Regions from separate parts of the Homo sapiens genome. Here region 1 is linked to region 2. Evidence: chromatin loops called from intact Hi-C (ENCODE). Cell type or tissue: PC-9. All regions are shown on one strand. Links, peaks and the distances in the headings refer to the core of each region. The heading gives the core; the rest is flanking DNA. Region 1 has its middle 360 kb from the start of MIR3144. Region 2 overlaps MAN1A1 (mannosidase alpha class 1A member 1).

Region 1 (15,583 bases), core at 1-8,000, 1.0 Mb before region 2:
AAACCCAAAACACGTTCTCCATGATCCTTAGCGTGACATCATTCTGCGAGTCCTACTCTGGGGTGTGTGGTGCATGTGAGAGAGACTGTGGCAAAGATGATTGCCTGGCTCTAGCACACTCATGAGAGACCAGCTCTGGGTGGAACAGGTGAGAAGAGGGACACTGAATTATCTGCTCAACTCCTCAAGGCTTAGGGGAAGAGAGTCAAATGTTACCCTCCCTGGGACCTATGAGTTAAGCTACAGGGCCTAGGTATGTTTCTCATCTATTTATTAAAAAGAGCAATGTAGTTTACAAATGATTGTTGATCTATGGATATTTTATTTATTTTATTTTATTTATTTTATTTATGTTATGTTATGTTATGTTATGTTATGTTATGTTATGTTATGTTATGTTATGTTATGTTATGTTGTTATTTTATTTTATTTGAGAGGGAGTCTTGCTCTGTCGCCCAGGCTAAAGGGCAGTGGCTGGATCTCAGCCCACTGCCAGCTCCACCTCCCGGGTTCACGCCATTCTCCTGCCTCAGCCTCCCGAGTAGCTGAGACTACAGGCGTCTGCCACCACTCCCGGTTAATTTTTTTTATTTTTAGTAGAGACGGGGTTTCACCGAGTTAGCCAGGATGGTCTTGATCTCCTGACATGATCCGCCCTCCTTGGCCTCCCAAAGTGCTGGGATTACAGGCGTGAGCCACCATGCCCGGCCGATCTATGGATTTAAAAAAATAAAATTGAAACTGTTGTGGATAGTTAATATATATAAATAATATATATTTTTAAAACGTTTATTTTAATAGTTAAATAAAAGCTACATAAACATGCTTTGAAAAGATTTAGCCAAAGGGTAAAGATAAATAGAAAAATGTTTCCTGCCCTGTCCTCAGTCTCTGTTTTCATTTTCTTCCTCAGCAATAACCACTGTCAACATTTTAAGATGTCTTCTTTCCTTTATATATTTTTAGAAGCATACATTTGCATTTATGCCACCATATATTTACATGCATATGTTTTCATATATATGTGTAGATAGATAGATAGATGGATTTCTACATACATAATTTCATGTATAAAAGCATATATGTTCACGTATATCTATATATTTTAAAATATATGTATTATTCTATGTGGGTTTTATTGCACTTGACATTTTTTCTTTATACTCTCTTAAAAATTTTTATGTGCTAATGCATGTATATCTACCTACTTGTTATTTTCAGATGATTCTAGTAATTTGAGGGGTAAATGAACCATGATGAATTTAATCAATTATTTGTTGATGATGAATTTGGGATTTTTCCAATCATTCAATATTACAAGCAATGCTTCACTGATCATATTTGAACACATGTGATTATTCTGGTAGTATAGATTCCTGGAAATGGAAGCACAAAGTAAAATCCCTGCATGTTTAGATTTTGTTTTTCATAAGAGCTTTACAGTTGAAATACTCATCAATGTACTTAATATTTTACATTTTGAAGAGCAATAAGGAATACTGTATCTGTATTTTAATTTGTACGCCATCATTATGAGTATGTTTAGGAATTATCTTTTATTTTATATCTTTATTTATTTATAAATTATTAATACCCTTTGCTCATATTGATTTTTAGAAGCATTTTTTTGTGGTTCTGACTACTAATATATTTTTGGTTATAAATATTACTATATTTTCTCTCAACCCATTAAGATTAAATAAACAAACTTAATTGTTACTTTTGCCCCAGATTCCCATGTATTAATATCATCAAATCTATGGACGGGTAATAGTCTTGACATAGCTCTCATGCTTTATGGGGATAAATCAAAATTGTACAATATATGAGAGGGATTTGGAATAAAATCCTAGAGATATTGGTGGATTCTATTGACTTTAGAATTGACTTTAGAAGTTCAGGACAAGTAAAGAGCATTTACATTATTCAGATTAAGAAATTATGGTTTCTGTAGAGCCAAATTATCATGACATATTTTTCTAGCACAGATTCATCTGATCTATTGTTTCAAATGTTTAGCCTAATATTTATCCTAAATATCCTCTTCTAATTATATTATTTCTCCTTGTTTCCATTGCCTTTTCTCATTGTCAGTGTTTCTCATTTGCTTTTCTGTAATTTTTTTTTAGAATTTCCAGATATATTTGATCTATTTATCTTTAAAAAATAACCAGGTTTTTTTGCATTTATTATTTCATATATTTACGTATTTTTATTTTATTATTATCTATCCTTTATTTTTATCCATTTATAATCAATTGTTAAAGGAAATTGCTATGCTATGCACTTAATGCCATGATATTTTCTTCTGCAAATTTTGTTATTCATATACATGTTGGTATGTATTATGCTGTGTTTTTGTTATCATTCCTTTTTTAATAGTTTCTGAGTTTAGTTTTGATTTCTTCATTTATTTCATAGTTATTTAGAAGGGTTTTTCAAAACTTTTATGTTTCCATTTGGATTGGTTTGGTTTTTGCTTGTGTTTTTTTTCTACAAAAATGTCACGCTTTTGACAACAAATAGCAGAATAAGTAAATATTTATATTAAAAATACAAATAGAAATTATACACTAGGGAATGCAAAACAACATAAGAAAACTTACCATTCTAAAGCTCAACAAAATTGCTATGATTGAGTTTCAAATGTATCTTGTTTCCTGGCAGCCATGGCAAAAAGGGAAACCGTATCAATTATACACTGAACCACACTAGATAGGAAATAAATCTCTGGATATGGAAAACAAAACTGAAAGTTTTCTTGATATTTAAAATAAAATCCTCACGTGTATCGTATATAGTAGATTCTAATTCATGTAAAAAATATTCTTAGTATTATGCATATAGCAAATGTGGCCTAAATGACCATGTAATTACTATTTTATATATATATATATGTTTTAAGCAATTTAGATTTGTGGTGGCTATATTTCTACTCCCTGAATATTTTTAATTCTTATTCTAGACATGAGTGATGACAGCACTTCTTTGCTCACTGTGGTCATCCAGTCATGTGAATACTTTAGTTAATGGTTGTTAAATGTGAGTGCTCTGTGTTACTTAATTGCCTGTGTGGGTCCTCTAGAGCTTTCTTTTCTTTCCGTCGTGGTGCAATGACCATGCTCAGTATGGTACCCATTTCTTAGCCTGTGTATGAGGGTTAGAATAATGCAGAAAACTGGAGACTCATAATGGGCATAAAGCATGAATAAGAAATAAAATCTGAGTAGTTTAAAGTCTGAGATTGGGAGGTTTTTAAAATTATCTCAGCATAATCTAGCCTGATATAAACTGGATTTCAAAACTGATTTCATTCTAAGTAGTTTCATGTTGCACTAAAATATTAAGTTATACTTTGTAAGATGTATTTTGATCCAAGGATATATATGAGTCATATAAGTTATATAAGCATAAGAATTTCCTCCCAGTATCACTGCACCTTTGACAGAAGCCACATAGGAGCTAGTTCCAACTTGCTCTTTTAAATAGGAGGCAGAAATACAGAATTACTATAAAAAAGGGAGATTCAAATGTCCTGAAACCCAGAATGAGTCTGTCAGACTTGTAGCTACATTAAGCAAATCTAAAAGTTTAGTCTTCTTCTAAGCATGTACAACTTTCCACTCGCGCACAGAAATTAAGGCAAGAAAGGGTAGAACCTTTCTTCAAAAGCAGCTTGGAGTCTCATCTTCCTCCACCAAAACAGTATCAATTACTAGTTGACTCTTGTATATCAAAATGTGCCCTGCAATGTTTACCACCCAATTTGAAAGGGAAAAAAATGTAGATCTATAATTATTTTTCACAAAAATTGGTATGAAGTTTAAGTTATAAAGACTCTGAAATGAGACACAGAGCCCCCCCACATATTTCAACTGTATCACTTTTCAATTGCCATCTGTTGTTATTGTTGTTTCCTTTATTCTCATGCTGTCCTCTGGCTTTACAAAATCCGACTTGCAGTGCCTGTGTAGGTGGGTTGGCCTCCCTCAGCAATTCCCTGATTAGTAACTTTTCAAATGTTCCCTTATTTTCTGTCTTATCATGTAAATTGTAGTTCTGAACTCTTTCCCACATTTGAAAACTCCAAAGGGCTCACTGCAATAAATTCATAACTGAAAAAATAGCATACCTCCCTTCTATGAGGTCCCTTTGAATATAGGTTATGTCCCTTTGAATATAGGAGCATTCCTTAATGACATACAGGAATTACATGGCTTAGAATTTTTGAGAGGTGGCGCTCTCAGTACACTTCAAATCACTCTGTAAAGGTCTCTCCACCTATTGGTTGAAAGTGGTAACTACCTGAATAAAACAATATAAAGTAAATTGACTGATTTCTTCCTACAAGGGCATTTATTTGATACACTATAGTAGTAGTAGAAGTATTGTGTCACCTTAACACGATGCTGAATCTGTCAAACCCTTAAGTACTTGGATTAAAAGTACTTAAGAATAAAAGCAAAGAAAAAATATAATACATAGGAGACAAAAGAATTAGAGATGTGAATTATAAGGAAACTGGAGCCAAAGAGAATTACTGAAGTTTGATTGGGTGGGAAGACCCAGAGAAGAAATCACAGTCTAAGTGTGAAGTTGTCCTAGATAATTGAGAAGCAGAAGTGATTGGAGAAATGGCTATGTTGGGAAAGGGCAAATTCAGACAGGAAGAAAATCAGGAACATTCATTGGTAGAAAGAAATCACCCTAGATAATTCTGCTAGCCATGTTTTCCAACATATTCTTCATAAACAAGTACTATTTCAGAGACTGGGAGTGTCTAACAGTCATAAGTCAAAACCTCTAATGCAACCCACTCAATTGCATGGAGCCATCAAGACAATTAAAGGTAAAGCCAAGGGCAGAACCCAAGTGTCTTATTCTGCCAATTGGCTTATTACTCCTGCCTCAGATAAACACAAACAAAACAAAATAAAAACATGATATAAATGGCAGGATTTATTGGTGATCAAACATCTGTTCAGTAGATTTTTCAATAAGAAACGTATTTCAAATTGGCAACCACTTCTGTTCCTGAATTGCACACTAACATTTTATCATGAAAATTGCATACCTAACATACCTAAATTCAGATGAATCAATCAATGAAACTGTTCTTTTATAACCTGCACAGCTTTCTAGAAAATTTATTGTCACCTTATACGTTCTATTGCTGCAGAGGCATTCTTGGTTAGCATTTTCAGTCTAATGCTATTTTGTTCAAATTCCTGAGGGAATTGGGATTGATAGAGTACATATCTAACTAGATACAATAGCCTAATTTTTAAAAATAAAACATGTTATATTTTATATTAAGTACTTGAGTAGGCATTAGTAATATATACTTTTACACTTAAAGTAATAAAATCTCTTTTAAATTCTGGTTGAAATGCAGTGGCGGCTTCTAAATTGCTCACTGTTTTAAAAAATTATTATACATACGTAAAAGTTTTTGAATAATTGGAACTAATGCACTTTAATCACTAATGCTAACTTCTTTTTTACACATTTTTAATGGAGTTTTAAAAAAAATCTCTTTCACATAACATGATACTGTTTCCTCAAACAAGACAGTATACATATGCTAAATGTTTTCTGGGCCAGGCGCAGTGGCTCATGCCTGTAATTTCAGCACTTTGGGAGGCCAAGGCTGGCGAATCACCTGAGGTCAGGAGTTCAAGACCAGCCTGACCAACATGGTGAAACCCGTCTCTACTAAAAATACAAAAATTAGCCGGGCATGGGGGCGGGCCCCTGTAATCCCAGTTACTCGGAGGCTGAGGCAGGAGAATTGCTTCAACCCTGGAGGCAGAGATTGCAGTGAGCAGAGATGGCACCACTGAACTCCAGCATGGGCGACAGTGAGACTCCATCTCAAAAAAAAAAAAAAAAATCTGAAGAATCAAGCTCATAATCACTTATATTTATAAACCTTTAGAGATGAAAGAGATGAACTGAGGATCCTAGAGAATCACGTTCAGAAAGCACTGGGAAGCCTAGAACTCCAACCTAGGTCAGTGGCTCCTTCCACCCTCTACATTTGCCTGTTTCCTTTCTGCCCTCTAATTGATGAGATTTACAGTTGTGAGGTGAATGGATCTTTTTGTCCACCTATACATACTATATATAGCTTTGAGTTCTTAAGTACATTTCAATTTTTGTGGTTGTCTTTGGTTCATAGTACAATTTCCTACATGTTGTTGCCTTTAAAATATTGTAATCTGAAATCTCCTTTTCATGAAAATAGTAGGTTAGGAAAGACAAAGATAAACAACATTTTATAATTGAGTATATCATAAATGTAAGAAAACAGGACTTGGATTTTCCCTCCACAATACATATTTATATGCTTTCTGATTTGTTTATTATGGGGCAGGTATATTTTCACATTTAAATGTTTAGGTTATATTTAATTTTTCAATTATGATATGGTTATCTTAGTGACTTGTGGGAAGTGAGTTTTGTCATGATGGTTTAAGGTAAATGTCACAGTACATTTTCTATAATTCCCAATGTCTTTTCTAAATTCAAATTCATATTTATTGTAGAAGTTATTAGCAGCTGAAAAATATATATATACACACATATATTCAAATGTAATCATCTAGAATTCATGTTGAAGTGAAAGAAGAAACAGTGGAGTCTGAATATATTTTTATGCATAAGTATAATGTATGCATATGACATAAGCATATAGTGTTAAAGGAGCAGAGACTTAGGGACATACTACACCTACCAAATGTCTAAAATGCTAAGGATAATCTTTAAAAGTAAACTGAAAGAAACACAACAAAAAATTCACTGCTGTTTCTTGATTATATTCCTAATGATTCCAGACTAGGACCAGTTGTGTTGAATTGTATAAAAAGCTAGGGGCATACTTCCATTCGCTGAGTGCTTAATGAGCCCTGGTGTCTGTCTTTATGATCTTGATACAACTGATACCATTCAAACCTGTACCATTTCCCAAAGGCTTTGGAACTAATTGAATCCTCTTTAATGTTCAGTAAAGAAGGAGCACGTATTTTTACCTTCCATGCATTACAGAAGGCTCACACCTCCCGGTGACTCTCTTCCTGTTTTACCCAAGGCTTGCTTTCTAGAGGATCCTGATATGAAGGGAGGAGTAAGGTTTCATCTTTGGAAAGCAAAGGTCATTGGGTTGCTTTATTTCAGGGTTATTTGAAAGTTGAATACCTTCCTGAGGAATTGTTTCTACAGTGATTGCCAATTTTCTGCTTGAGAGGTTTATGATCAAATTGTCTTTGGTAGGAGTTTTTAGTTGGGATTTTTTTTACTGCTGATGTTCGAGAACATTTGCTTGCACACGTTAAAATTTCTTTTTCTACTGTGGTTAACATTTACAATTTCGAGCACCCATCAAAATGAGTTATCCAGAGCATATGGCCTAGAAATTGATAGATATAATTTCAAGGAGGAATAAATGAATACAAGACTTTAACATGGAAGGCGGCAAGGCTGTGGGTAAACCAGAAAATAAAATAAAAACAGAAAATAATCTTTAAAATGAAACTTCAGGATATAAAGATTCTGCTAAAGGATAAATAATGTCTCTTGGAACCTGGTAAACACATAGGGAAAGGTCTAAGGTAAGTTGCAATAAGAACCACAATTAAACCCTTGAATAAACAAAGTCACTTAGATAAATACCTTATTTTCCTCTGGTTTTTACTTTTCGTACATTACCTAAAAGGAAACCAACTTTCTCAAGCCATTCTCATTAACTGTCCCTAGATGTCACCTTAATGAAAATATCCACCAGGGCCTTCGGAGTTTTCAGGGCATAACCATTAAGTGAAATAATGAGTGACATTCTTTACGAGGGCAATGTAATGATACTAATACTACATCCTGCATGAAATTAACACATCTAATGTGGCACACATTGTCCAATACTAACTCTGCAGATTGCAATGCCCCAGTATCAAAATTCTATATAACAACAACATCAAAAGATGTTTACATCTTTTTCGGAAACTGAAATCACTAATTCTCTGCATTATATCAGATATCCCAATTTTCCAGTAGGCAGAAAAATGAATATAGAACCGGTTTTATTTCACCATATCAGTTTCATTTTAACTTTTGGCTCAGTCAGCTTTATGTCAGAAATATCTATTCCTACTCCATTTGACTGTTTACAAAAGGAACATATGTATATTATATTAATAAATAGAAATGTAAATCCATTCCAAAGAGTTCAGTCCAATCAATCTAAAATAAAAATTGCTAAGAATATCAGTGGAAACATTATTTAAATATTATAGTTTATGAATCATTCCCAAAAGTAAGACACATATTAAGATGGTGCTAATTACAACAATGAATTTCAAAATAATGACATTTTTTCAAATAACTCTCAAATATTTATACAAAATTATTGTAATTTGATATTCTGTATTTTTAGGTACTTAGTATCATATAATATTGTATTATGTCCCCAGATAGTAGTATTGTTGAGCCTATACACAAAGGGGAGATGAAAGAAATTTCAAATTTGATGAATCACAATTTTAGAATGTCATGAATTCCCTTTTCTGAATCAAAAGCTCAACCTCTGTCTCTCTGTTGTATTCCTAACCTTGTGTTTAACTTTCAAAATTGTTTTCCACCACATAGTAAGGAAACACATTAAGGTTTGAGTTCTTTAGCTTTTCCATTATAGACAAATACACCCAGTGGAAACAATTAAAACATTGTTAAGAGTTTCCTACAGTTTTCTCAAACCAGTTGAATGAATTTCACAGCACATAATTTATTAGTTTAAATATAACTTCCAGGTAAAGTGTAAGAGAGATATATATATGCAAGAGCATGAACACTTTCAGAGAAAAGGAGGTCATTTAATGAATGATCACCATGTGTATAAAAATAAACTATAACTAGTCTGAAAAAGTTAACAAATTCCTATAAATTATCTACATCCATAGACAGCACTTTTTAAAAGCAAAAACCCACATGGAAAAAAATAGTGAATTTTTAACAATAAAATCTACAGACATTTACATACAATACTAATATTGAAAACCAAAATGTACCTCCTGAAAGAGAATTTCTGGTGGAATTATTATTCTGGTTTCAGTCACTCCAAATCAGTAACAAGCTGGGCATGGTAGTGTGCTCCTGTGGTCCTAGCTATTTGGGAGATTGAGGCAGGAGGATTGCTTGAGCCCAGGAGTTTGAGGCTTCAATGAGTTATGATCAGGCCACTGCACCCCAGCCTGGGTGACAGAATGAGACCTTGACTATAAAAAGAAAAAAGAACGAGGTCTCTAATAAAGGAATTGCATTGTGTCAAAATTGTGCTTCAGAAATGACAAAGTATTTTTACTTTTACGTGGTTTCAATATAATGCAATATTGCAAAGGGTGAGGAAGAGAGAAGAACTTAATACAGGATAACAATTTCTATGATAGAACTACAGTGAATGTTAATAGAATATATACAGGGTTCCCCAAAGGTGAACTTTGAAGACAGAGCAAGTTTAGAGTAAACTTCAGGAAAGAGATGGTGATTGAAATCTCAGAGATAGTTGTCCAAGTGGAAGGAGGAAGCACATGCAACAACTTGAGGAGAGAGAGATCTAGTATACTGGTGGGACTTAGAATAGTTCCTACTAGGTTGGCGCAAAAGCACCTGTGGTTTACTTTCAATGGCAAAAACCACAGTTACTTTTGCACCAACCTAATATGTCTGGCACTGTGGCCAAAAGGAAATTAGAGGTGACTGGAAACGAATGGGGAACCAGATGTTAATTTAGAGAGGAGTATGAGAGTTTCATTAAGTGAGTTATCCTTTTTATTAAAGGCAATGAAAAACAGCTAAAGGATTTTTAATAGGGAATGATTTAATCATATATTGTAGATACATTTACTTTGGCAGCAATGTAAATAATAGGTTGAAGTAAGTAAGTATTTGGGGTACAGGAAGTTATTTTGATAATTTCAGTGAAAACTGAAGATGGCAACTTCTAAAGTTGTGGAAAAAGTGAAAAAGAGTTAGGCAAATAAAGAAGTACAAACAGAGCCAACAGGATTTGATAACTGATTACTTGAATAAAAAGGAGAACTGAATGATGGTTTCCTATTTAATGGTGTTGACAGCAGGCTGGAAGGCTGGACCAAAAACTGGTACAGGGAATAAAGAATTAAAGCAGACTTAGAGTGAAGAAGGAGGTGATTGGTAGATAATCGGCTTATTTTTGTATGTAATGAACTTGAAGTTCATATGGGGATATCCAGTGGGGAACAGGTTATATGGTTTTGGAAAAGCTGACAATTATTATACTGAAGTTTCTCACATTGTAGATGGCTTTCAAAATTTTGGAATACTTTAGGTGAGATTAAATGACAGAAGGATTGAAAATGGAACTCTATAAAATATCAAGATAATTAGCATGTTCAAAGGAAGAGGAGAAAGAGATACAAGATTACTAAAAAATGAGAGAAGAAAAATCAGTATTTTTATGTAAATTAAGGAATTGACAATTTCCAGACAGGTGTGGTCAAGCAGTTTAAAACTATTATAATATAGTCAGGTAAATTAGGGCCTTTAAAATTTCCATGGAATTTAGAAAAATGGCCATGGCAAGAATAGTTTTAAAGAAATTATGCACAAGAAAAACAGAATGCAGTGGGTTGTAGATTAAATGAGTTATTTTTTAAAATCCCAGAATCTGTTTACTGGTTAAGTAGAGAATTCCTTCGTATGGAATAATGGCCTATACAAGACATCTGAGATAAAATTATGAAGAAAACGGACATGGTCTCTATCCCATATATTGTCCGGTAGGGGAGATAAGCCTCAATTACAATGTATTTTGACTTATCCTGTGATTGAGATACTGTGAGGAGGTTTACTTTTTTAATGAAATGTTTAAGGGAAGGTAAAGATTGAGGGAGAAAGTAAATATTGGGCATTATTAAAACTTTTCTCATTTTTTATTTTATTTTTATTTGTTTGGCTGTGATAAGAACACTCAACATGGTATCTAGCCTCTTAGGAAATGTTTAAGTTGTACGCTATAGTACTGTTAACTATAGGCACAATGTGGCACAGCAGATCTCCATAACTTACTCATCCTGAGTCTCTAAAAATTTATGCTTATTGATTAGCAAATCCCTGTTTTCCCCTCCTGCTAGCCCTTGAAAGCCACCATTCCACTCTCTGATTCTATGATTTTTTTAAATTTTAGATACTTCACATAAGTTGAATCATATGGTATTTGTCCCTGTGGTTGGTTAATTTCAGTAAGCATGTCTTCAAAACTCACACATGTAACTGAATACTCCTTTTTCTTTTTAAGGCTGAGTAACATCACATTGCTTGTGCAAATCACATTTTCGTTACCTGTTCATCTATTGATAAACATTTAGATTGTTTCTAGATCTTGGCTATTGTGAATAGTGCCTCAGAAAAACCACAGGAGTCCAAATATGTCTTAGAGATTCTGATTTCAATTATTGTGCATAAATAGACAAAAGTAGGATTGCTGGATCATATGGTTATTCTATTTTTAATTTTTTGAGGAACCTCAATACTGTTTTCCATAGCAGTTGCATCATTTTGTATTCTCATACAACAGTGTAGAAGAGTTACAATTACTCCACATCCTCACTTGTCTTTTCATTTTATAATATTAGCCATCTGAACAATCAACAATGGGATGATAGCTCATTGTGGTTTTAATTTGAATTTCTTTTTTGATTCATGACATTGAGTTTCTTTTCAAGTACCTGTTGGCCATTTGTATGTCTGCTTTGGAGAAATGTCTATTCAAGATTTTAGTCTATTTATAATTGGGTCGTTAGGTTTATTTGACATCAAGTTGTAGGAGTTTCTTATAAATTTTGGACATTAACTCAGACATACGGTTTGCAAATATTTTCTCCCATTCCATCGGTAGCCTTTTAATTGTGTTGATTGTTTCCTTTGCTGTATACAAGTTTTTAGTTCAGGGAAGTCCCACTTCTCTATTTTTTTATTTTGTTGCCTTTGCTTTTGGCATCATATCTATGAAATCATTGCCAAGACTAATGTCATGAAACTTTACCCCTATGTTTTCTTCTAGGAATTTTACAATTTCAGGTATTATATTTAAATTTGTTAATCTGTTTTTTGTATATGATATAAGGGTCCTATTTATTTTTGGATGTGGATATCCAGTTTTCCCGCATCATGTATTGAAGAGACTATCCTTTTCCCATTCTGTATTCATGATACCCTTGCAAAAATCAGTTGACTGTATTTGCATAAATTTGTTTTTAGGCTCTGTATTCTGTTCCACTGGTCTATATGTGTGTCTTTATGCCAGTATCATACTGTTTTAATTACTATAGTTTTATAATCTGTAATATGTTTTTAAATCAAGAAGTGTGAGACCTCTAACAGTTTTGGGCCCTTTTTCAGCGTTTAATGATGCTAGCTGTGTTGCCTTCATATATTGCCTTTATCATCTTGAAGCAATTTGCTTTCATTTATAGTTTATGGGAAGTTTTTCTTCTAATAAAAAGATGCTTAACTTTGTCACACTGCTTTTCCTCATCTATCGAGATAAATTTGTAATTTTTATCCTTTATTATGTGAATGTGGTATATCACATTAATTGATTTTCATATGTTCAACCATTCTTGCATTCCAAGAATTCTCACCAGATCATAGTGAATGATCCTTTTAATGTGCTGCTGATTTGGTCTGGTGGTATCTTATTAAGGACATTTGCAATTATATTCACCAGGAACATTGGCTTTTAATTTTATTTTGTTGTAGTATCTTTGTCTGGCTTTGGCATTAGGATAATGCCCATCTCATAAATGAGTTCTGAAATTTTTTTCTCCTCTTAAATTTTTTGGAAGAGTTTAGAAAGCATTGTTGTTAATTCTTCTTTAAAACTTTGGTAGAATTCATGAGAGAAGCCAAATGTTCCTGGGCTTTTTTTTTTTTTGTTAAAAGGTTTTTAATTACTCATTCAATCTTCTTACTCAGCATAGATCTGTTTAGATTTTTTTTTATTTCTTTATGATTTTGTTGGTAGTTTGTATGCTTCTAGAATTTATTATTCTTTCTAATTTATCCAATTTGTTGGCACATAATTGCTCATAGCAGTCTCATGATTGTTTTTACTTCTGTGGTATCATTTGTAATGTCTCCTCTTTCAGTTCTGATTTTATGTATTTGAGTATTTTTTTTTCTTAGTCTAGCTTATGGTTTGTCAATTTTCTTTACCTTTTCAAAAAACTACCTCTTAGTTTTATTGCTTTTTTCAACTGTTTCTCTATTTCCTATTTTATTTATTTCTCTTCTAATCTTCCTTGCTTCATTCCTTTTGCTAATTTGGGCTTAATTTGTTATTCTTTTTTCTAGTTTCTGAAGGTATTAGGTTGTTTATTTGAGACCTTCCTTTTTTACTGTAGGAATTTATCACTATTAACTTACCCCTTAGTACTGCTTTTGCTGTATCTGATAAGTATTGGTATGTTGTTTCATTATTTTTTGAGCCTCAAGATAATATCTAATTTCTCTTTAAGTTCTTTTTTGATCACTGGTTGTTCAAAAGTGTGTTATTTAACTGCAACATACTTGTAAATCATTAAATTTTTCTTCTGCTATTTATTTAAAGTTTCGTTCAATGTTGGGGAGGAAATATACTTCATATGATTCAATCTTCTTAATTTTGTTCAGACATCTTTTGTTATCTATTATGTTATCTATCTTGGAAAACGTTGTTTGCACTTGAGAATGTATACTTAGTTTCTGTTTGGCAAAATGTTCTGTATAAGTCTAGTAAGTCAATTTGATTTATAATATTGTTCAAGTTTGATTCATTGTCTGTTTTTTTTCTATCCATTATTGAAAGTAGTGTATTAAATTTCCTTAATGTTATTGAGTTGCTATTTCTCCCTTTACTTATGTCAATGTTTGCCTTACGTGCTCGGAAATTAGGCACATATATATTAACAATTTGCTACATTTCTTGATGAATTGATCCTTTTACTATTATATAATGACTTTCTTTTTCTCTTGTGATAATTTTTTTTTTTTTACACAATGCGTAGGTTTGTTACATAGGTATACATGTGCCATGGCGGCTTGCTGCACCGTCAACGCATCATCTAGGTTTTAGGCCCCACATGCATTAGGTATTTGTCCTAATGCTCTCCCTCCCCTTACCCCCTCCTCCCCAACAGGCTCCACTGTGTGTTGTTCCCCTCCCTGTGTCCATGTGTTCTTGTTGTCCAGCTCCCCTTATGAGTGAGAACATGTGGTGTTTGGTTTTCTGTTCCTGGATTAGTTTGCTGAGGATTATGGCTTCTAGCTTCACCCATGTCCCTGCAAAGGACATGAACTCATCCTTGTTTATGGCTGCACAGATTCCATGGTGTATATGTGCCACATTTTCTTTATCCAGTCTATCATTGATGGGCATTTCGGTTGGTTCCATGTCTTTACTATTGTAAATAGTGCTGCAATAAACATACGTGTGCATGTGTTTTTTATAGTAGAAAGATTTATATTCCTTTGGGTGTATACCCAGTATTGGGATTGTCAGGTCACATGGTATTTCTGGTTCTAGATCTTTAAGGAATCGCCACACTGTCTTCCACAATTATTGAATTAATTTACACTCCCACCAACAGTGTAAAAGCATTCCTATTTCTCCACAGCCTTGCCAGCATCTATTGTTTCTGACTTTTTAATAATCACCATTCTAACTGGCATGAGATGATGTCTCATTGAGGTTTTGATTTGCATTTCTCTAATATCAATGATGATGAGTTTTTTTCCATATGTTTGTTGGCCACATAAAAAGAGAAGCATCTGTTCATATCCCTTGTCCACTTTTTGATGGGGTTGTTTTTTTCTTGTAAACTTCTTTAAGTTCCTTCTAAATTCTGTATATTAGACCTTTGTCAGATGGGTAGACTGCAAAAATGTTCTCTCATTCTACAGGTTGCCTGTTCACTCTAATGCTAGTTTATTTTGCTGTGCAGAAACAAAGGGTATTCAAACAGGAAGAGGGTAAGTCAAATTGTCTCTGCAGATAACATAATTCTGTATTTAGAAAATCCCATCATCTCAGCCCAAAAACTCCATAAGCTGATAAGCAACTTCAGCAAAGTTTCAGGATACAAAATCAATGTGTAAAAATCACAAGCATTCCTATACACAAGCAATAGAGAAGCAGAAAGCCAAATCATGAATGAACTCCCATTCACAATTGGTACAAAGAGAATAAAATACCTAGGAATACAGCTTACAAGGATGTGAACAACCTCTTCAAGGAGAACTACAAACCACCACTCCCGGAAATAAGAGAGGAAACAAACAAATGAAGAAACATTCCATGCTCATGGATAGGAAGAATCAGTATCATGAAAATGGTTATATTGCTCAAAGTAATTTATAGAGTTCATTCTATTCCCATCAAACTACTATTGATGTTCTTCACATAAGTAGAAAAAAAAACTTTAAATTTCATATGGAACCAAAAAAGAGCCCGCATAGTCAAGACAATCCTAAGGAAAAAGAACAAAGCTGGAAGCATCACACTACCTGACTTCAA
Region 2 (16,079 bases), core at 4,959-12,958:
ACATGTGATGACTAGAAGGGCTGCTTTAAAATTATAAATGTGTGTGCTCTTCTGATATTGCACCATGGATAATAGAAGAATGACAGCTAACCTAAAGGATGATTGTTTTAAAAGTAGACATGTAAAAATCACACCAATCTATGGGCAATTCTCTCCACCCAAGTAGGTTCTGGCGATTCTCTTTTGGGATGCACTTACCTGTCTCTGATCCATCCATTTGAAGCAATGTAGTGGTTAGAAGGGTGGATCTGGACTCAGATAACGTGGGTCTGAATCTGGCCTCTACCATTCTCTTGCTTTGTGACCGTCTGCAAATTACTTAATCTCTCAGAACTTTAGTTTCCTCATTTGTAAAATGAGGTTAATAGTACCCACTTTGTTGGATCCTGAGGCTTAAATGTGATAGTAAAGCACTTAGAATGGTATCAGACATGAAGTGGGCACACAACAAATGCTGCTTGTGATTATTGCTGTTACTGGTCACCACCTAAAGCCATCAAGCCAAGATTGCATTGATCCATATGCTGTTTAATAACTCAGGAAAGTGGATAATGAAGTTTCAAAAGGGTATCAAAAATAGTTAAAATTGAGTTTTAGTGCTTAAAGGGATACATTTCCAGTTCATCAAAAAGATCTTCCATACCTATAATTTTATTTTGCTACGGTCAACTCTGATTTTCTTTGATTTTTACCAAATTCCAAAAAAACTTAAGTATCTTTAGAATGATATACTTACTGCATATACATCTTCAGCTTCTTCAGAATATATGTTAAAGAATTAATTTGTCTCTTTCTCATAGTCAAATATGCCTATTCCCGCAGATACCATCTTTCAGAGTAGTCACAGTCGAGTTATCTTAATTTCTCTTTTTTCTAATAAATAATTTTTTTATTTACACAATGCAGATCGGGTCTCACTATATTTCCCGGGCTGGTTTCAAAGTCCTGAGCTGAAGCAGTCCTCCCACCTCGGCACCCCAAAGTGTTGGGATTACAGGTGTGAGCCACCATGCCTTGGCTGAGTTATCTATCTTAAGTATTGAAGTTATTCTTCTAAATAGAGAGAGAGATCGAGTAAAGTGAATTTCAATCTGTTTCATCTTGGAGGAATGTTTTTAAGAAGTGAGAATTATTATTTTAGGCTTGGCAAAAATTATATAATTATGATAAATTCTATAATCAGAGCTCAGTCCATCACTTAGTAGTCAAAGTTAGCATAAATCAGTTTTATTTTGTAGCTCAGAGAGTTTGGTCTTTTTGAGACCTTCACATTGAATTTAGATTTATTAGGATTCCAGACCCACTACTCATTTTACACATGAGAAATAAGGCCTGTGAGCTGTGACTTCCTGAGATTCCCCCAGTGTACAAACAATAGCTGAGAATTGCTTCTTAGGTGTTGAGAAGTACTGAGAACCAGGCCCCACTCCACCTGGGATAATCTTGACTCTAATGAGAACGTGTGCTTTGGTGACTGGCTGACCAGGCCCTCCCTCCTCCTCAGCCCTAAATGGCAGGCCAACTGCCAGAAGCCCCACTGAGACCATCCTAGAGGGAGGTGGGACGTCTTTGCTGGGTAGGGGATTGCCTAAGAAAGCAATACTGGCTAATTCCTTTGCTCCGGAGAATGTGGCAGCAGTGCCCCGCCCCCACTGAGTTTTGATAAAGACTTCTGTGATCATTAGGTACTTGAAAAAAAACCAAATGAGATTAAGGCTTAAGAGCATTTAAAAGTCACAGCCCTCATTTCTGTCATGAATACTCTGGTAGTTGCTTTAGGTACTTTAGAGCTGAGCAGTCCTGCAGATAATCCAGAACAGAGATAATAAAATTGAAAAGTACACGTATCCTTCCTGTTTACTTGACTTTTGTGACTAGAATGACTCCTTCTCGCTCGTGTTTCTCAGTCTGCTCATCTCCCTGGCTCTTAAGTTTATCAAAAGCCCAGTTCCTGATTTGCTCTGCTGCTTTCTCATCACTCTTGCTCTACATCGTTCATTCAAGTGACACTCAGAACATATTATATTAACTTTTCATTTGCATTGTTCATGTTTTTATGTGGGTCACTAATTAGATCGTCCTGTCTTGTGTGGGAGTGTTTAGTATTAGCAACTTAGTATGAGAGAGGGCATGGAGATGAGGGGATAAAAACCTGATGAAGGACACCAAGTTCTGAAAGGGTGGTTTAATAACACAGCATTGCTACCCTCTGAAACAACCTTTGTTGCTGGTGCCTGTTTGTCTGTGCTAGGAGTTTATGAGAAAGGGGGTGGCAGTAATTGGTGTCCGAAGGCCTGTGAATGACTATGGCCAAGACGTGAACTCAAGCCATCCATAGACTACAAGCTATTGCTAGTGTCTCCATTTCTGCCAAATCCTTCCTCATTAAATGGTCTTCTCAAGGTCCCTTCAGAACACTCAATTCTTCTAAGTGACAGGATGATCTCAGAAATAGGACAGGAGGCCAGGGATCCTAGCCTACACTGGGGGTGGCATGTCCAGCTTCCTGAGCTGATGTTTAGGTCATGATTGTCTGTCCCTAGTTCCTCTTTCACGGGAATACATGCTGGAGCTATGTACTAAAAGGGGAGTGTGTTTCCTCACTGTATCTCTCTCTGTCGGGGCATAAGACAAGAGAACAGACCTGTGGAATGATTAGGGAAGCTCAGGGGTATCTACCCAGTCTCAAAATCTCATTCCCAGCTGCCAGAAATTCACCACCAGTGTTTCCTTTTTACTGTTTTTGTTTTGTTTTTGTTTTTGAGATGGAGTCTTGCTCTGTTGCCAAGGCTGGAGTGCAGTGGTGCAATCTTGTCTTGCTGCAACCTCCGCCTCCTAGGTTCAGGCGATTCTCCTGCCTCAGCCTCCTGAGTAGCTGGGATTACAGACACCTGCCACCATGCTTGGCTAATTTTTGTATTTTTGGTAGAGGCAAGGTTTCCCCACATTGGCCAGGCTAGTCTCAAATTCCTGATCTCAAGTGATCCACCCACCTTGGCCTCCCAAAGTGCTGGGATTATAGGCATGAGCCACCATGCGTGTCCATTTATTGATTCTTAAAGGCTTGCTTTAGAAATAGATGGATAAAGTTGCTCAGCAGAATTATTAATATTATACTTTGAGATTTGTCTTATCAAAGGATAGAATAGGTTTGTTGAAGCAAGTATCTTCCATTGTCTTATTTCGCTTTATAAACTCATGTCTGCTTGGGAAAGAAAAATTTGAAAGCACACTAGAGTAGAAAAAAAAAAACAAATCCTTCATAGTTTTATCAGTCACTAAGTAGTGTCAATGATGCTCCTCCCTAACCCCAATATGTAAGTTCGTTCCCACCCCCCGACGCCGGGTTATAACCACACTATATATACTTTTTGTTTTTCATTTTCTTTGCAAGTGTCATTTTATGTTGGCACAGTATATCCATGTCAAAACATGATACTTTATTTAACCAGTCCCTTGGACCTGAACATTTAGATTATTTCCACTTTTTTGTTTTTATTAAAAATGCTGAGACAGACAGCTTTGTCCAGTAAATTTGTGTCTCACTTTTTATTGCACACACCCTGGTAAGTGGGATTTTCTCTTAAATTCTTAAGAGGGGAAATAAATTGGCCAACAGATAGTACATTTTGAGGGATAACTTTCCAGAAACCATTTATACTCCCATGTGTCATATAATGAATGGAGTCTGTTGATTCTTTGTGAATTTCATAAGTGATGAAGCAGTATATGGCATTTTCAGTTTGCTTTTCTTTGATCAACACTTTCTCCTGTGTTGATCATTTGCATTTCTTCCTTGTGAGTTGTATAGATAGAACAAGGAAATTTTGAAAGGAGGAAGATAGAGAAGATGGCAGAGCTTGGAGGCCTAAGGAGTGAAATCCACCAGGGGAGATGGATCTGGCAAGCCGGCTCAATGAACGTGGACTCCTGTGGGAGGCAAAGTCCTGAAGGCGAGAGTTAGGATTTTATAAAGCAAAGTTGCAAGAAAAAAAATTTTTCCCCTAGATTGCACACTTAGAATAAAATATCCTTTATTGATAGGAGCTCTTACCAGGCACTTGGGACAGCCCACATCCTTCAGCTGAGACCTAGCCAGCTTTACCAGCGCATCTTCATTTTTAAGTGACAGTTGGGATTTTGCCTCAGATACTTGAGGAAGGTATTGACCTCTCTGGAGATCTGCGGAAGGATCTTTCTCCTTTTGGAATGAATCAGGATGCTTTTCTAATAGTTGAAGATCAAAAGTAGTCCAAATAGAATTTCAGAAGTGATTTTAATGATGCCAGAAAATGGCAAGTCTTACACAGCTGAATTCTTAAAGAAGAAAAATTAACCAAAAGGAAATCATGAGATTTCCTAGAAATATTTGTTCTTATGTGTGAAGAGGCAGGCTAATCTTTTGTATGTGAGAGGCCTTCAGTGTTGTAAATAGGATAAATATGCATTTTGTCAAAGATATTTTATTTTTAAAGAAAAGCATGATATTTTGTGTGTGAAGTTTGGGCTTTTTTTTTTCCACCCTAAATCCTTCAAATGTTTTTAGTCATGTTTTTTAAGATAGTGAAGAGCTGCATATTTCAAAATGTATTTATATTCTGACCTTGGTTCATAAAAGTCTGCCAAGCGCCAGAACTATTTAAATTTGGCTATAACACTGTGTTAACGTGATGAATAACGATTGACATAAATGTACTATATTATTTTTATAAATTGTGGTTAGACATGATAGTAATTTTAGAATATTTACAGTGCTATTTTTGGAGACTTTTTTTTTTTTTTTAGTCAACTAGCAGTGTTGAATGTTTTATCTAGCCAACTACAGGTTTTCAGCTCATAATTAGAAATGCCTGAGAAGTCCATATTGTGATTTAAGGAGTTATTAGCCCAAGTCAGCAATTTTATAAGGCATTCTTATTAGGAAGTATAAAATGAACTTTATGTAGTAAAAAACGTATTTTATAATTGGCATATATCTAATGCATTGTATACATTCACTCATATTAAGCATTTTGGTTAGTCTTCATTATTTAATCCTCCTGTGGTTACTTAACATAGAATGTGTAATGAAGAACTCAGTAGCTTTAAAGGTGGGGTGGTTGAGGAGAATAGAAAATGAAGGTGATTTATTAACTACTGTTGAAAGCTGCTTTAGCAGTTAGGGTGAATAAAAATGATGATTTATTAAGTATTCCATCAGTAATAAGATAAAGCCACAGTGTAGGGTTGGAAGTACTTCTGTTTTCCCTAACTCCCAAGAATACAGAATTTCTATGACATTGGCTCTTTGCAGTCGTCCGTCCCTTCCAGAACTATCATATTGAGGGCAGGAGAAAGAGCTTCCCCTATTCATCCATGTGTCCAACAGATCAGTTAGCTCTGGGCCCTGCCCATAATAGGGCCCAGTATGTATTTGTTGAATGAATATGCTCTTTGAAATAAACATGCCTACAGGAGTTACTCAGGTTAAGTGTGATTTCGCGCTAAGTAATCTGGTATTCCAGAAGTGGTGTCCGCTCATCTTTGAAGTCCTTTCTAATGTATATACTCATGGGCTACAAGTCTTTGTCTTTTTGATTTTTTTTTTTTACAACAGTCAGAAGTCATTTAGAATCAGACCTAGTGAATAAAGAGACTAATGAATATAGGAAATGCCTTTTCCAGTTTTCAAGTTGTTTTCCAGAATGATTTATAAAATGAAAACTGCATTCATTTTCTTATATGACTGTAAACTGGTGAAAGTGGTGCCAAAAACAAAAAAAAGTCTTTTGACCAAATACAACACTGCTGAAATAAATGTAGATGATTGTGAGATTCCTTTAAAGGTCAACACTCGAATATAAAGATTCTGTTATTTTATTGAAAAGTGTTTATATCTACAGCCAGTATTTTTTTTTTAGATATGTTATTTTTAAAGTAGGTAGAGTCTTCATTTATTTTCTTTATTACCTAGAATACTGGACAGTATTTAATAAGGGTTGCCATTTTTCTTGTATTTCAATTTTATACAGGATATACCTAGAGTTGGTTTTGTTTTGTTTCCATTTTGGCAAAATTTTTTGAGAGATAAAGGTGTCTTAATGAGTAATGCTTACAGTACCACACTAAAATGAAAAGTCATAGGTTAGCTATTATTTTCCACTAGAGAAATCAGAATTACATAAACATGTTCCTCCCTAAGAAGGTGTGATATTTTGAGAAAGAGAAAGAAGCTTGGTTTTCTATTTCCCAATTTCATATTGTTTCTCCTGAAAAGTGCTGTGTCATATAAATAATTGCATGGTAGAGGCTCAATGAATTTTATGCATTTGTCAGTGGTCCCTTTTGCAGTTTATTCTACAGATGACTATTAATATTCCTAAAACATCACTTCTCTCGTATTGCCCAACTCAGGTTTTAATGGTCCTCCATTTCCTATAAAGTAATGATTCAGACTTCAACATGCATCAGAATCACCTGGAGGGCATGTTAAAACAGATTGCTGGTGCCGGGCGCAGTGGCTCACACCTGTAATCCCAGCACTTTGGGAGGCCGAAGGGAGGATCACTTGAGGCCAGGAATTCAAGACCAGCCTGGCCAACGTGGTAAAACCCTGTCTCTACGAAAAATACAAAAACTAGCCAGGTGTGGTGGCGTGAGCCTGTAGTCCCAGCTACTCGGGAGGCTGAGGCAGAAGAATCACTTGAACCCAGGAGGCGGAGGTTGCAGTGAACCGAGATTGTGCCACTGCACTCCAGCCTGGGTGACAGAGTGAGACTCTGTCTCAAAAAAAATAATAATAAAAAAATTTTGAAAGCCTGGAGTTTCTGATTCAGTAGGCCTGGGTGGGCCCCAGAATTTGCATTTTTAGCATGTTGCTAGGTGATACTGATGCTTCTGGTCCAGTGACTTCAGCTAGAAAAACATTTTGCTCTAGAATGAAGTCACAGTGAAGTCACAAATGTTTAGCTTGGCATCCGTAGTCTTCTGTAAATCTGCATCAGTTTATTTGTTGAGTTGTATCTCTGTTACTTCCCAGGAAGGACTGTGCTTCCACAAAACTTACATAGTTACTATCTCCAGAACACATGTCGTTTAGGATTTCACCTTGTTTACTTTATGGTTCTCAAAAGGAGAGTCTTCTCACTTGCTCAAAATCCATGTCCTCATGAAGCCCTCTCTACACTCTCAACCTTCACTGATTTCTCCCTTCTCCAAATTCCCATGTTATTGATTATTTCTATCTTTGGCCTGTGTGTCACTGATTTTGTGTGCATATATGTTATCTTTCAAGTAGATTTCAGACACCCTAGAAGTGGGGACACCTTTTTTATCTCATAGGTCCGTGGCCCAGAATTTGACAATAAAAGGCAATTCATCCTAAATGTAACCCAGATTAAGTATATCAACAAAATGTTTTATAAATGTGAGGCAGTATGGCAGAGTAGAAACACTTCTGTCCTCCCTTTCCACGCCTTTGAAATGGAGTTAATAATTCCTCTTTTTCAGAGTTGTTGTAAGAATTAAAATAGAAAATGTATGTGAATCTCTCAGCGCAATGCCTGGCATGTATCATTCATTATTCAATACATAGTATGTACTTACTAGCAGCTAGGAATTGGTAGGAGTGATAAGGAAAGGGGTTGGTAGGTAAATTGGATTCAGAAAGTCATTTCCAGGAAAGAAAAGTATGTTTTGGCTGCAGTATTGCTGTATTGACCAATAGCTTCTATTTTCTATTGTTGCCTCCCCTTTTAGTTGTTGTTGCCAAATTTCTCACTTCCTATGGCAGGAAAGTAAGCATTATTTTGCCTTGTTAGAATTGTTATTACACAGAAGGGATGCTCATCCTCAGGAAAACCATAGAGAGGGTGTTGAATGGAGTGGTTCCTCATTCATTCATCAGTGTCCAGTTACTTCTGACTTCTGGGCCTGCTGTCACACAACACTCAGATATGTGGGGAGGAAAGAAAGCCAGGGATAAAGAAATCTGGAGAAATACCTTCAGGGCATAGAAAGAAATAATTTTTGTGAGCTGAAAAGCTGAAAATGTTTCATTCAGAGATAACTACATGTGTAAATTTAGCTCAATAATTAGGCATATGGTGCTTTCATTTTAGGATGTATCCACCCTTTGTGATAATATCCGTTGATTATTAGAGCTGCTGCAGCTTTAACTACATTGGCAGCAGAGATTCCTAGTGCATTTAAGACAAGAATTCAAGAGTGAAATGGAAAACTGAATTAATAATTTGTTCTTGGGTGGTTTTAATCTGCTCCTTAAATGTAGTTTATGCCTGGAGGATTAGATTTGGAAACAGAACACCAACTAATGTTCTAAAAGTTTACTTCCTTTTATTGGAACATTATACTCTTAAAGATTTTCAGAAGAACATTTTGGCTGTTTTAGTCTTAACATACGAGGTACACTTAAGTTCTTATGATTCAACCTAAAACAATAGAAAGCTTTTAATCTATGATATAATTTTTAACTTTTAAAGTATTTCATGTTAGACTTCAAGGCAGGAATTGTTTAATAAAAACCAACTAATAAAAGGAAAGATATTCTTTGTTGGGCACGAGGATATTTGGGTCTCTTTTCCCAAGCTTTTTAAAATCCCCCTAGGTCTATATTTTTCAATCTTAGAATTTAAAATCTGCTTGCTGTTGATGGTAAAGAAAATAGGAAAATTAAAATCAAAGGTTATTTCTGTTTACTTCCCATACCTTGTCAAATGTTTCTAAAATTGATCGAAAATAAACCATTGTAATTTTATAAATTGAAAAAAGAGTTATATTCCAAGATATAGCATAGTAGGATGAGCTGAAATAGGAAGTTTAAAACAGGTGTCTTTGGGAGAGTTGGGGATGGTGATGCTTTCCATCTGCTTCTTGCTTAAAGCTTTAACTACGGTCCTATTAGAATATACCTGAGAGTCTGGGAAGTCAGTGTATTTGCTTCTGTGGTTGTAGTTCTCCACCCACCTGTGATCTGAAGAATTACACCCTAGGTTTTTATAAGGTAAAGGCACTAGAATTTAGACATTTAGAAGGGACTTCTTTGAAAACTAGGAAGAAGATGGGCAAAGTATAATACCAGGTATTGGTCTGAGTTAACCAGGAGTAGATTATTTATTAGAAAACTAGTCTGAATTTATGTATTCTTGATAAATACAGGTTTTGACAGAAATTCTCCACTTTTGACTGATCTGGTAATAGAGGTTGAGGATTTTATAGCCAGATATGCTGCAGGTAATCAGGTGTTAGTTCTAGCTTAATAATTAGCTTAATTTAGTATTAGCTGTCTTTTTCTGTGGTACTTTACCCATGCTCTTAATCATCTTCCATCCTTCAGTGTGTTCTGCTGGAGAGAGGCGGTACTAATGGTGCAAAGGCAGACATCAGGAGAGTTGCAGAAGTGGTATTATATATGTTACACACGTCAGAAGACTAGTCACCTTAATACTCAGTAATTGACTATGATTGGCAGCAGGGAATGAGCAGCCCTCTCGCTTCCTGGAACCTTGAGAGGTGAATTCCATACATTACCACTGGTGTTCAGAAGGATCACCTTTTTCTGACCTGTGGGCACTCACTCCTACCTTTTAGAATTCCTGAGGGAGGAAGCTGTCTAGTTATATGATTAGTTAGCATATTTGTGGACCTTTAATTATCAATAGAATTGCTCGAAAGCTGTCTTAGGAAGTAATGCCTTTGATTGATTTGAAATCTCATGCATCACCCGTGTTGCTAGTGTTTTCCAAAACACTGAGGGATTTTTGCAGACAGCATTTTCAGGGGCTGATTTGAAGGTAATAAACCAAACTGGCAGGGAGGGAGGGTTCTTCCTCCACCTCAGGGTGAGATCTCTGCTCCTTTACTTTACTCTGGAGTGCCCTGTCTTCACAAACCCCGGGGGCACACAACACATTAGTAGCCATAAGTGTCTGTTGTGTGTTATGCAGCCCGGAGTCTTCCACTGGTATATACCAAGTCCCCAAGTTAGATATTTCTCTTTTAAAAAGAATTTTGCCTTCATATTTAAAATAAAAATTATATTCCTCAATTGGCTTTTTTTTTTTTTTCTTGAGATGGAGTTTTGCTCTTGTCGCCCAGGCTGGAGTGCAGTGGCATGATCTCAGCTCACTGCAGCCTCAGCCTCTGGAGTAGCTGGGATTACAGGTGCCCGCCACCACGCCCAGCTAATTTTTGTATTTTTGGTAGAGACCAGGTTTCACCATGTTGGCCAGGCTGGTCTCCAACTCCTGACCTCAGGTGATCCTCCCACCTTGGCCTCCCAAAGCGCTGGGATTACAGGCGTGAGCCACCGTGCCCGGCCAGTTGGCTCTTAAACCTCAGCTATTAATTTCCAAGTATTTTTGGTTTATGAATAACAACAGCAATAATAGCAATGTCTGATAATTTTCTCTTTTTCTCTAGGTTTAAAACAGAGGCAACAGTTAAAACTATACTTTTAATAAAAAGTGCAGCTTCTCAGTTATACTCCATCATGTATTCCCTTTTTCTCCTAATAGAATGTGTTTGTTATTCTTCCTGTTCTGAGAGTGGCTCCTTAATTGATTTTATACCATCAGTTAGTGTTATTATATATAATTAAGGAAATCAATAATGAGATTTTTAAAATATCATCTTGGCATAGATTTTGTCTCCTTTATCTGCAGTTTTAATTCTGGAATGGTGAAAAGTATGCCAGTAACTACAGGATACCATTTGTTGAGTGTTCACTTCCTATTAGATACTATGCTCACCACTTTATGTACATATTCTCATTAAATTCTCAGAACAACAAGTATTTGGTTTTTCTCAGAATATGGGTATTTGACATTATTCTCCTCATTTTATACATAGGAAATTGAAGCCAGGAAGGGGCAAGCAAATTGCCCAGGGTCGAGCAGCTCCTGCGAGGTTGAAATCCAGGTCTGTCTGGTCCCTGCCCCCACCCTCTTCTTGTGCACTCATCTCTGCTGGGTTCCCCATATCCCCTGGGGCCTTGGCAGGCTCAGATCTTACCCACCTTGAATAAAGAATCAGGACTCCTGTTGCAGTCACTCCTCTGCCTGAGAAGGAAGTAAAGGGAAGTGAGGTGAGGACTGGCACAATTTCCACCCCAGCTTGTGGCAGACAACATGCTTTAATTCTGAAAGCAACACCAATGCTCAGTTTGTTTGGAAAAGCCTCTCAAGAGTAATATTGTGCTCAACTTAACAACTATATTTACTAGTATGTGTTCATGTATGTTTATATCCCCTTGATTATATATATATATATATATATATATATATGCATAATATGTACATGGTTATGTGCGTGTATATAATTATCTAAAATAATACCTTAAGCATTAATGAAAGTTATTGGGGGTTCTGGAAAGTTGTTTAAATCAAGAGAAAAACAATTGTCACTGGAAGAAACAAATCTAAATTTGCTTCCTTTATTCTCCCTCATCTTGGGGCAACTATGACTCCTAAAGTTTAGGATACATAATGTTACAATTATTTAATTTTTAAGCAAGAGATTCTATAAAGTGTGACCACATTAACAAAAATGCAGTATGAATTTTAAATTCACAGTGAGGTATATCACCAAAAAGAATTCTATGAGTCAAAATAATATATTGTTACTGACTTGACAGTCAAGTTGTATATAGAAGTGACAACAAAGGCTCTGTTTAATTGATCTTAAGAGATCCGGACAGTATAACTCTTTCTGCAAATGGGGCGATACAGTTATCATTCAAACCCAAATAATTTTTTTTTAATTTTAATATTTTCCTTTAATAAATCAGATTAAGAATCACTTCCAACAACCCTCCTACAAATATTTAGAAGTACCACCCTGTGCAAGGCACTGGAGAGATGACAGTAAACAAGACCATTATCACCACTGCCCACATGGAGCCCAAAGGGGTAGAGAGTAAGGAGGCCCTGTGACAAGTACCCTGGGAGGGGCCTAGAGTTACTATGGGAACCTGGAGTAGAACATAACTCTGGCAGATTAGGGGGTTCAGGAACACTTTCTAAATGAAGTAAAGTATTAGACCTGAGGATGAGTGGGAATTAGCCGGTTGCAGGCAAGATGAAGAGGGCCGCAGGATAGGAATGGAATGTATGAAGGTCCCCAGGGCAGCCAGAGGACTGAGCCAGAGTAGTAGTGCTGAGAAGAGGAAGTGGGCCACAGAAATGAAGCAGAGAAGGCGTCTGACCAGGTGTTTAGACTTTATCCTGAGATCATCAGGAACCATGGGAGGGTTTCAAGTTGCAGAAATAATATCAAATCTGCATTTTTGGATAAGACTGGAGTCCAGGACATGTGTTAGAAGGCTCGGCAGTAATCCAGGTGAGAGATGAGGATGGCCTAAATGCATAAAGGGGTAGTGAAGATAGAGAAAGTGAACAGATCCTTGAGATACTTAAAACCGGAATTTATAGAACTTTGTGGGCACTTAAAAATGGAGAGTGAGAGAGGAAATGGAGATAAAGAGGTTCTTGGGTTCCTGATTGGGTCACGGGTTTTCTGATGGTTGGAATCGTCAGGAGAGAGAGAGGAGTGGAGAGGGGTAATGGATGTGGTTTAGGATATGTGGCATTAGAGGAGAAAGATGTCCAATTGGAGGTCTCTTGTGAGCAGTTGGATGTATACAACAAGCACTGCAAAGAGAAGTCTAGGCTAGAGATGCCAATCTTGAGGCCATCAAACTATGGAAATAAATAAGATCTATTAGGGATAATGTGTCCTGTACAAAGAGTCAAGGGCTTAGAAGCCCAAGGAACATCAACATTTACAGGATGTGCAGAGTAAGTGGTGACAGAGAAGGAGCAATCAGAGAGATGCAGGAAGAAAACTGGCAGAGTGTGGCACTCTGGAGCATTTTTAGATATTCAGTATTTGAAGGAGTGAGTCTCAGCAGTGTCAAATGCTGCTGAGAGTCAAGATAAGGACTAAGAAGTGTTCTGTGGATTTGGTAAGAAGCAGGTAGAAGATGACCCTTACTGGGGCTGATTCAGTGCAGTATTCAGGGTAGCAGCTGTATTGCAGTGGAGCTAAGGAAGGGCACAGACTATTCTTTCAAGAAGGTAACTGTGAACGAGGCCAGAGAGGTGGGGTGGTAGCTGCAGGATGACAAGGGGCAATGAGAAGGCTGAGTAAAGAAACAGAATACTTGCTGGGCACTGCTGAGCACACAGTTGGAGCCGGCAGCTGGCCCCCTCTGCTCACTCGTTTGATTTTTCCTTAGCGGGATTCAACCACTCTGCCATATTTGGACAAGGCAAACAAGTAGATTGACCTATCAAGGAAGACACATGTTCCCAAGTGCTTTTTTGAGAATCTGATACAAGAGATCATTTGTTAGTAAGAATGTAAATCCACTTAATTTGGAGTCAGTGGGTGGGGGGGGGATATTTATTATAAAAAGGAATCTCTCATGGATTTAGGTGAAGACCTCACAGAACCTGGAATTACAAATGTGAAGGTACAGGGAACCAAGACTGCTATTCCTCATTTCTTACTCTGGGCTACTTAGTCTTTTGTCTTCAGTCATACATGCTTTATTCTTTCCTCTGCAGACAGGCTGTCTTATGAATCAGTACTCAAGTTTACATAGCCAATAAGTTTAAACACTAATAGACTTTGTAATAAGCATCTCAGAGGCTCAATTCCAAATTCCCAGAATGGAGAATCTGACCCAGCTTTAGTTAAGTGTCTAATCATCTATGGCCAGGGGGGTGGAGTATTGATTTTTAGTGCAAATGTAGGCATGGCACAGAGCCTCCTAAGTGACAGAAAGAAGAGGATTGCCTGGCTGCACAGAGGTTTTCTGGCATCTCTGCTGCATCCAGACATCTGCTTTGCTGTATTTATCTTATTGAAAATTTCTCTGTTGTGGGCCTACTTGTCAGAGGCAAGTTGTCCAGAGTTCTGCTATATATTCATTATGGAAGGTTTTACCTTATTGAAATGACAGTTCCCCACCTTTAGCATTTTATATTGTTCCATTAACTGTCATACAAACATTCCTGCAAAATATCAGTTCAGGAACCAAACTTACTTTCCCTGAGATGGTAACCGTTTCACAGCCTCTCATATTGCTGCTTCATTATGTGATGAAGTCTAAACACGTAAATGGTGACCAGTTAAAACACACACCTGCACACATCAAATCAAGAATTTGATTCCAAATTTACAAAATAATCAGGTCTTATCTTTTGAAATCCTACCTGTCTATCAAGACCCAATTTAAATCTTATTCATTCCATAAATTCTTGCCTGTTCTTATCCCCTGAACAGCAGAAAATTATTTTTCTCTGTTTTTATGACTCACTTTGTTTTAACCTACTTACTACTTTCTTAGTGTTAAAGGCAGCACACACAAAGGCACTGAGATGAGAGAGCTTGTGGCTTTGCCACTTATTAACAGTCCAACCCTGTGAAGATATACAGTGCATTTGAGCTTTATCTCTTACCTGTGAGAGTGATGATAATGCCTACCTTTCCTGGATGTGAGGAGCCAGCAAGTGAGCGGATGCACAACTGTTTGCATGCTAGGAAACCTTTGCAGATATTGATTACTTAAGGAAATAGTTTTGGGGTTTGAAGACCGGGTTTCTAAATCCCTGTCTGCCACTTGGTAATTCATGGTGTGGCAGTGGGTGACTTACTGTTCTTCTTGGGCATGTTGTGTGGTGTGTTTTCTTTCATTGCTCTAACAAATTATCACAGAGTGACTTAAAACAATACAAATTAATATCTTACAGTTCTAGGTCAGAGTCAGAGTGGCCTTGTTTGGTTTCTCTGCACTGAGTCTCATAAGGCCAAAAATGAGCTGTCAGCTGGCCCAGGCTCTTCTCTGGCTCTGGGGGAGAATCTGTTTTACAAGCTCATTCAGGTTGTTGGCAAAATTCAGTTCCTTGCCAACTGTAGAACTAAGGTCCCCATTTCCTTGCTGTCAGTCGACTCTCAGTTTCTGAAGGCCACCTGCATTCTTCGTCAGTTTGCTCCCTTCATTTTCTTTTCATTCATTCATTCATTTAGACAAAAATTGTATATATTTATGGTGTACACATTTCAAAATATGTAACCATTGTGGAATGGCCAAATTCAGCTAATCACCATATCTGTTACCTCACATACTTACCATTTCTTTTGGTGGGAGCACTTAAAATTTACTTTCTTAGCAGTTTTCAAGTATACAGTACAGTGTTCTTAGCTATAGTCACCATGTTTTACTACCATCTTAAAAATATGGAATGTAGCCTGGCCAACATGGTGAAACCCCATCTCTATTAAAAATACAAAAATTAGCCAGACATGGTGGTGCATGCCTGTAATCCCAGCTCCTTGGGAGGATGAGGCAGGAGAATCGCCTGAACCCACGAGGTGGAGATTGCAGTGAGCCAAGATTGAGCCACTGCACTCCAGCCTGGGCGACAGAGCGAGACCCTGTCTCAAAAAAAAAAAAAAAACAAAAAAAAAAAACGGAATGCTTCATAAATTTGCACATGATCCTTGCGGAGGGGCCGTGCTAATCTTCTCTGTGTTGTTCCAGTGTTCATACATGTTGACAAAGCAAGAACTGAACACTCCTTTTTCAAACCAGCAACATCACATGGAGTCCTGTTCAGCTGAATCTCTGACTTTCCATTCTGCTGCATCTCTTCTGCCCCCAGCTGAAGAATGTTCTTTGCATTTAAGGGCCCACTTATTAGATTGGGCCCACCTGGATAATCCAGGTTGCTCTTTAAGGGCAACTTAATTGTTCTTAAGTAACTTTCATCATACCTGCCAACTCCCTTTGCCATGTGAAATAACATGTGCACAGGTCTGGGGATTACAGCATGGAAATATTTGGGGTAGGGTGGTCATTCACTCTGCTTACCACTTTTGGTACTATGTATGTGTACAGTGTGTGAAGTCAAGCACAGTCACTTGCATACGTAGAGCTACTCAACAGTCAGTGGTAAATCATGTGGTCTTGATATGGTTAGGCTTTGTGTCCTCACCCATATCTCATTTGAATTGTAATCCCCATAATCCCCACAATCCCCACGTGTCAAGGGAGAGGCCAGGTGGAGGTAATTGAA

Evidence for each region. A loop is a pair of places that touch in the nucleus more often than their neighbours do. Peaks named below come from ENCODE experiments on the same cell type or tissue, not always from the same donor. Only the 100,000 strongest peaks of a DNase experiment are listed, where the experiment ranks them.
Region 1: a loop joins it to region 2, with 6 times the contacts of the local background. A loop is called at or near these places in 2 of 110 quality-filtered maps.

The regions. Positions count from the first base shown.
Region 1 is chr6:120,367,464-120,383,046 of GRCh38, reverse strand. No RefSeq gene overlaps it. Among named protein-coding and RNA genes, the nearest start is that of MIR3144, 360 kb to the right of the region's middle. In PC-9, for the core only: CTCF peaks have their summits at 4,059 and 4,262; a DNase peak (open chromatin) is centred at 4,246.
Region 2 is chr6:119,326,774-119,342,852 of GRCh38, reverse strand. The region is part of intron 2 of MAN1A1 (mannosidase alpha class 1A member 1); the gene reads left to right. It also overlaps the pseudogene RNU6-194P. Among named protein-coding and RNA genes, the nearest start is that of MAN1A1, 15 kb to the left of the region's middle. In PC-9, for the core only: CTCF peaks have their summits at 8,741 and 8,946; no DNase peak of the experiment used is centred there.